2 separate regions of the Homo sapiens genome follow, and region 1 is linked to region 2. A link is an interaction called in ENCODE POLR2A ChIA-PET data of the cell type or tissue named here. Cell type or tissue: endothelial cell of umbilical vein. All regions are shown on one strand. Region 1 overlaps ICA1L (islet cell autoantigen 1 like). Region 2 overlaps WDR12 (WD repeat domain 12).

Evidence for each region. Peaks named below come from ENCODE experiments on the same cell type or tissue, not always from the same donor. Only the 100,000 strongest peaks of a DNase experiment are listed, where the experiment ranks them.
Region 1: POLR2A ChIA-PET joins it to region 2 with 5 read pairs; 6 of 35 experiments call an interaction of 5 or more read pairs at or near these places.

The regions. Positions count from the first base shown.
Region 1 is chr2:202,804,219-202,808,218 of GRCh38, reverse strand. All of the region lies in intron 9 of ICA1L (islet cell autoantigen 1 like), which reads left to right. Among named protein-coding and RNA genes, the nearest start is that of ICA1L, 66 kb to the left of the region's middle. In endothelial cell of umbilical vein, no CTCF peak of the experiment used is centred here; DNase peaks (open chromatin) are centred at 618 and 2,138.
Region 2 is chr2:202,902,800-202,906,799 of GRCh38, reverse strand. The region is part of intron 2 of WDR12 (WD repeat domain 12); the gene reads left to right. Among named protein-coding and RNA genes, the nearest start is that of WDR12, 6.9 kb to the left of the region's middle. In endothelial cell of umbilical vein, no CTCF peak of the experiment used is centred here; no DNase peak of the experiment used is centred here.

The sequences.
Region 1 (4,000 bases), 99 kb after region 2:
GGTCCAGAAATGCCATCCAGAAGCCAAGGGCTAGAACTGACTACCCCAGGTGACTTCTTGGTTCTCTACCCCACTGTGGCCAAGCTGGTGCCCAAGCTGCAATAAAAAGTTCCTTTACTCTTTCCTCTCCTTACCTCAGGCAGAGGAAGTCTCTCCCTGTGGGCACCATAGCTTAGAATGCACTGGGTCACACCTGAAGCCGGCACAGCCCTGGGTCTTACCCAAGTCCCATGGTGAGTACTGCCTGGGTGCTGCTGATGTTTATTCAGGGCCCAGGGTCTCTTAGTCATCAGATGATAAATCCTTCCAGGACTGGGTCCTTCCCTTTAGGGCAGTGCATTCCCTTCTGGCCCTGGGTATGTCTAAAAATGTGATCTGGGAGCTAGGGCTTGGAATGAGGGCCTTGGGACTCTACCTTGTCCCCTATCCTACTGTGGCTGAGCTGGTATCCAAGTTGCAAGACAAAGTCCCCTTTACTCTCCTTTCTCCTCTCCTCAAGCAGAAAGGAGTTTCTCCTGGAGCTGTAAGCTGCACTGCCTGGGATTGGAGGAGGGGTGATGTAAGCACTTCCTTGGCTGGCTGGCTGGCTGGTATCTCACTAGGTCACATGTACCCTAACTCCACTGGCTCCAAGCCCAGCACAACACCAGGGCTTGCCCAGGAATTGCAGTACTTGTGGCCTAGACTGCCTTTCAAGTTTATTTGGAACCCCAGAGTGCTTTAGCTTGCCATGGTGGGGCTTGCTGGAACTCAGATTCTGACCAGTGGGATGGGTGGTTCCCCTCTGGCTGGGGCTGGTCTAACTGCCCCCTCTGTGAGTACTGGCTGAATTCTGCCCCATGTTGCTTTCAGCTGTGGCAGGCAGCACTGAGTTCTAATGCAAAGTCCCACAATCACTGCACTCTCCCTCCCACAAGTACAGATTCTCTCTCCACACCATGTGGCCACTGCCAAGAGATGGTGGAATGGTGGTGTTGGCAATTCAAGACTGTCTTTCCTATCTTCTTCAGTGCCTCTTTCAGTGATACGTAGTTAAAACCAGGTACTGTGATCTCTCACCCGATGTTTGGTTGTTATGAAGGTTCTTTCTTGTATGGATAATTGTTCAATTTGTTGTTCCTGTGGGGTACAGGGGGGAAATGATGGCTGGAGAGTTCTATTAAGCCAGCTTGCCCTGCCTCCTCTCCCCAAAGATAGGTGCTTTTAAACGCAAAAGTCCAGTTTATAGGGTTGCATGATTAAGTTTTGAGTTTTCCCTCATACTGAAATTTGTGTTATCTTTAAAAAATAAATACATGTTATATATACAGTCGACATATATTTGAACCACTGTGGTAAGGAAGAGTACAGGCTTTGAAAACAGAAAAATCTGAGTTTGGATCCTGGCTTTTTAAAACATCATTTATGGCTCTCTCAGTTGTCTCATCTGAAATAGGAGTTATTTATGCCTATCTTACCAGGGACATTAGGGATAGAGGTAATATTGAGAAACTCCATAGCACATAGTAGGTGACCAATAAATAAAAGAAAAAATATTTTCTTTTTTTTACCTTTTCTTCTTTTTTTTTTTTTGAGACAGAGTCTCACTCCTGTCAGCCACGTCGGAGTGCAGTGGTGCAATCATGGCTCACTGCAGCCTTGACTTCCCAGGTTCAGGTGATCCTCCCACCTCAGCCTCCCGAGTAGCTGGGACTATAGGTGTGTGCTACCTCACCCAGCTATTTTTTGTATTTTTTTTGGAGACTGGGTTTCGCCATATTGCCCAGGCTGATCTCAAACTCCTGGGCTCAAAGCAATCCGCCTTCGGAAGGATTTGATAAATTCTTCCAGGACTGGGTCCTTCCCTTTAAGGGCAGCGCATTCCCTTCTGGCCCTGGGTATGTCTAAAAATGTGATCTGGGAGCTAGGGCTTGGAATGAGGGCCTTGGGACTCTACCTTGTCCCCTATCCTACTGTGGCTGAGCTGGTATCCAAGTTGCAAGACAAAGTCCCCTTTACTCTCCTTTCTCCCCTCCTCAAGCGGAAAGGAGTTTCCCCTGGAGCTGTAAGCTGCACTGCCTGGGATTGGAGGAGGGGTGATGTAAGCACTTCCTTGGCTGGCTGGCTGGCTGGAGCTTTCGGCTCAGCCTCCCGAAGTGCTGGGATTACAGGCGTGAGCCACAGTGCCTGGCCGAGGTATTTTCAAGTACACACATAAATAGATCATACGGATAAAAGAAACAATGTAAGAGACCGTTGTAATCATGAACTCGTATACCTAACCTAGCTTCAAAATGTGTTCAAAAGGTTAACTAATTACATTTGCGTATGATCCTATACCCCACAAATACAGAACTTTTTTTTAAGTCACAAAGGAAATATAACGAACATTGCCGTAGTCTCAACATCTATTCATGCTATTATTTTATCTTTTAAATTTTGCCATGTCAGTAGTTATCTCCCCTTTTAAATTTCAGATATTCATTTGTTCCTTCTCCCTTTTTTCTTGATTAATCTTGCCAATGGTTTATTATTATTATTCTTTTAGCAAACCAACTTTTGGCTTTGTTAATCCTCTCTATTGAATATTTTTGGTTTTATAAATTTTAGTTCCTATATTTATTATTTTCTTCTCTTTACTTTGATGTTTTTCTTTCTGGTTTGTTGTTGTTGTTGTTGTCTTGCTTTGTTGCCAAGGTTGGTCTTGAACTCCTGGCCTCAAGTGATCTCCTGCCTCAGCCTGCTCAAGTGCTGGGATTACAGATGTGAGCCACCATGCCCAGCCATCTTTCTTTCTTTCTTTCTTTAAGGCTATATTCCCTCAAAATTTTAATTTTCCTATATCTTACAAGTTTTCTTTTAAAACAGCTTTATCAAGATATACTTTATGTATTATGAAACTCACTCATTTCAAGTGTATAAGTCAGTGATTTTTAATTTATTACTGAGTGGCACTACCATTTCCATTAATCAATTTTAGAACATTTTCATCCCCTCAGTAAGCTCTCTTATGCCCATTTGCAATAATCCCTGTTCCCACCCCTAGCTAACCACTACTGTACTTTTTGTCTGTATGAATTTGTATTTTCTGGACATTTGTAAGTAGAATCATCTAATATGTGGTCTTGTCATGTCTAGCTTCTTTCACTTCATTTAATGCTTTTGAGGTTCATCCATGATGGGGCTTGTATCAGGATTTCCTTCCTTTTTATTAATGAATCCATTGTATGAAGGTCCATACATTTTGATATATAGTATTTTCATTATCATTCAATTTCAGTTATTTAAAAATTTTCATTCCATCTTCCATGACTCATGACCATGAGTGATTTGGAAGTGTGTTTCTGAAATTGCCAAATTATGGAAATAGAAAAATTCATCTTTTTGTTATTGATTTTAACCAAGTTGCATCACGGTCAGAGAATGTGTTCTTATGACACTAATTATTTGAATTATTGGAACTTTTTCTTTAGGGAATAACAAAGTAGCCAAGTTTTGTAAATGTTTCATGTTGCTTGAGAAGAATGTATACTCAAACTGTTGAATGCAGGAGCCGGTTATATCTGTTAAATCAAGCTTGTTATTTGTGTTGCTCTACGTCTTCTATATCTTTACTAATTTTTGTTTACGTGTTGAGAAATGTGTTTTAAAATCTTCCACTGTTAAATTGGATTTTCAACTTTGTCCTGTAGTCTTTTACTTGATGTATTTTGAGGATCTGGGGGTAGGGGGTGTTAGGAATGTTTGTTTCTTGGTGCCACAAAGAAACAGCATTTGAACATAAATTTAATTTTCTTAGTAAGACAATTTTTACTTTTTGTAGAAAGGGTGCTCATCGCAGATGGAACAATGGTGAGAGCACACCTGAACAAAGGGAGGAAGTAATTTTTATCCCTTACACAGCTTGTCCCTGCTACTGTGTCCTGTCTCCATTGGCTGGAGCCAGACCTCACAATCTAAACTGAACCCGATTGGCTAACGGTTTAAAATTTTTCTAAATAGGTAAAGGCAAGGGAGAATA
Region 2 (4,000 bases):
TTTAAACATGAAACATTAAGTGATTCTCCTGCCTCATCCTCCAGAGTAGCTGGAATTACAGGTGCCCGCTACCATGCCTGGCTAATTTTTTGTACTTTTAGTAGAAACGGGGTTTCACCATTTGGCGAGGCTGGTCTCGAACTCCTGACCTCAGGTGATCCACCCTCCTGGGCCTCCCAAAGTGCTGGGATTACATGTGTGAGCCACCATGCCCAGCCAGAGGCAAGTGTATTTTTATGCAGATGTTTCCAATGCTGCAGAGCTCTTCTGACTCTACCGTAGTTGGAGGAATGAGGAGGTAAGAGTTATAAACTAATGTGTAGTATTTTCCCCATCTTCGTCTTCAAATAATCACATAATTTTTTTGTGAAATTTGAGGTGATGTTTTTGAGCAACTTTATTGGCTTGGGGTGGGGGAGGAGGGGACAGGGTTTGCAATCTTTTTATTGCTAGTTACAGTTCAATATTCAATATTCAAGGATATTTACATAGCATTTCCTGTTGCTCCTTGTTTTTGTTTTCATCATGGATATATAGAGATTCTGATGCATAGTTACCTTTATAAATTTCAAAACTGTTATATAGTCTATTTGTTGAACAAGTCTTTGAACTAGAATAAGAAATATTCTTTTTAATTTTTGTAGGTACGTGGTAGGTGTATCTATGGGGTACATTAGATATTTTGATACAGGCATATAAGGTGTAATAATCACATCAGGGTAAATGAGGTATCCATCACCTCAAGCATTTATCCTTTGTGTTACAAACAATCCAATTATACTCTTCGTTGTTTTTAAATGTATAATTAAATTATTGACTATAGTCATCCAGTTGTGCTATCAAATACAAGATCTTATTTATTCTTTCAATTCTTTTGTACCCATTAACCATCCATTTCCACTTGCCTCTCACTTCCCCCACTACCCTTCTCAGTGTCTGGTAACTCTCCTTCTACTCTGTATCTCCATGAGTTCAATGTTTTAATTTTTAGCTCCCACAAATAAGTGAGAATATGCAAAGTTTGTTTTCTGTGCCTGGCTTATTTCACTGAACATAATGACCTCCAATTCTACCCATGTTGTTGTAAATGACAGGATCTCATTCTTTTTTATGGCTGAATAGTACTCCATTGTGTAGAAGTATTGATTTCCTGATTTCTCTACTTTTGAGTATATACCTAGCAGTGCTATTGCTGGATCATATGGTAGCTCTATTTTTAGTTTTTTGAGGAATCTCCAAACTGTTCTCCATAGTAGTTGTACTAATTGACATCCCCACCAAGGTTTATGAGGGGTCCCTTTTCTCCATATCCTCACCAGCATTTTTTATGGCGTGACTTTCAGATAAAAGCCATTTTGGCCTGGCGTGGTGGCCCACGCCTGTAATCCCAGCACTTTGGGAGGCCAAGGTGGGTGGATCATGAAGTCAAGAATTTGAGACCAGCCTGGGCAAAATAGTAAACCCCATCTCTACTACAAATACAAAAATTAGCCAGGCATGGTGGCAGGTGCCTGTAAACCCAGCTACTCAGGAGGCTGAAGCAGGAGAATTGCTTGAACCCGGGAGGCGGAAGTTGTAGTGAGCCGAGCTCGTGCCACTGCACTCCAACCTGGGTGACAGAGCAGGACTCCGTCTTGGGAGGGGTGGGGAAAAACGCCATTTTATCTGGGGTGAAATGATATCTCATTGTAGTTTTGATTTGTATTTCACTGATGATCAGTGATGGTGAGCACCCTTTCATTTACCTGTTTGCCATTTGAATTTTCTTTTGAGAAATGTATGTTCAAACCTTTTGCCCAATTTTTAATCAGATTATTAAATTTTTACCTACAGAGCTTTTTGAGCTCCTTATATATTCTGGTTATTAATCCCTTGTCAGATGGGTAGTTGGCAAATAATTATTCCCATTCTGTGGGTTGTCTCTTCACTTTGTTAATTGTTTCCTTTGCTGTGCTTTTTAACCTGATGGGATCGCATTTGTCTATTTCTGCTTTGATTGCCTGTGCTTGTGTGGTATTACTCAAGAAATTTTTGCCCAGACCACTGCCCTGGGGAGTTTCCCCAATGTTTTCTTGTATTAGTTTCATAGTTCGAGGTCTTACAAATATTTAAGTCTTTAATCCCTTTTGTTTTGACTTTTGTATGTGGCAAGAGATAGGGGTCTAGTTTCATTTTTTTTGCATATGGATACCCAGTTTTTCCAGCACCATTATTGAAGAGACTGGCTGTTCCCCAGTGTAGGTTTGAGTTCACTGTAGATGTGTGGATTTGTTTTGGCTTCTCTATTCTGTTCCATTGGTGTATGTGTCTGTTTTTATGCCAGTACCATGCTGTTTTGGTTACTATAGCTCTGTAGTATAATTTGAAGTCAGGTAATGTGATTCCTCCAAGTTTGTTCTTTTTGCTTAAGGTAGCTTTGGCTATTCTGGTTCTTTTGTGGTTCCATGTAAATTTTAGGATTTTTTTTTTTCTGTGAAGAATGTCATTGGTATTTTGATAAGGATTGCATTGAATCTGTAGGTTGCTTTGGGTACTATGGACATTTTAACAATATTAAATTCTTCCAATCCATGATCCTGGAATATCTTTCCATTTTTTTGTGTCCTCTTCAATTTCTTTTTTTCTTTTTCTTTTCTTTTTTTTTTTTTTTTTTTTTTTTTTGAGACAGAGTTTCACTCTTGTTGCCCAGGTTGGAGTGCAATTGCGTAATCTCACCTCATGGCGACCTCCACCTCCCGGTTTCAAGCGATTCTCCTGCCTCAGCCTCCTGAGTAGCTGGGATTACAGGTGCCTGCCACCACGCCCAGCTAATTTTTGTATTTTTAGTACAGCCTTGGTTTCACCATGTTGGCCAGGCTGGTCACGAGCTCCTGACCTCAGGTGATCCACCCGTCTCAGCCTCCCAAAGTTCTGGGATTACAGGCATGAGCCACTGCACCCAGCCCTCTTCAATGTCTTTCATCGATGTTTTATAGTTTTTGTTGTAGAGATCTTTCACTTCTTTGGTTAATTCCTAGGTATTTTATTTGTGGCTACTGTAAGTAGAAATACTTTCTTGATTTCTTTTTCTGATTGTTCGCTGTTAGCATATAGAAATGCTACTGATTTTTGTATCATGCAACTTTACTGAATTTATCAGTCCTAATTGGTTTTTGGTAAAATAAAGATTATATCAAATATAACGTTATATCATTGATTTTTCCAAATATAAGATCAAATCATCTGCAAACAAGGATAATGTGACATCTTCCTCTCCAATTTGGATGCCCTTCCTCCCTCCCTCCCTCCCTCCCTCACTTCCTTCCTTCCTTCCTTCCTTCCTTCCTTCCTTCCTTCCTTCCTTCCTTCCTTCCATCTGATTGCTCTAGCTAGGACTTCCATTGCTGTGTTGAATAACAGTGGTAAAAGTGGGCATCCTTATCATGTTCCAGATGTTAGAGGAAAGGCTTTCAGTTTTTTCCCCATTTAGTATGGGGGTCTATTATATATGAATTTTATTATGTTGAAGTATGTTTTTCTATACCCAGTTTTTTGAGGGCTTTTATCATGAAAGGATGTTGAATTTTATCAAATGCTTTTTCAGCATCAATTGAAATGATCATATGCTTTTTGTCCTTCATTCTGTTGATATGATGTATATATTAGGGTTCTTTAGAGGGACAGGACTAATAGAATAGATGTATATATGAAAGAGAGATTTTTTGTTTTTTTGGTTTTTTTTGAGACGGAGTCTTGCTCTGTCGCCCAGGCTGGAGTGCAGTGGCACGATCTCGGCTCACTGCAACCTCCACCTCCCGGGTTCAAGCAATTCTCCTGCTTCAGCCTCCCGAGTAGCTGGGATTACAGGCGCGTGCCACCACACCCGGCTGGCTAATTTTTGTAGTTTTAGTAGAGACGGGGTTTCACCATGCTGGTCAGGCTGGTCTTGAACTCTTGGCCTCCCAAAGTACTGGGATTACAGGTGTGAGCCACTGCGCACAGCCGAGAGGGAGTTTATTAA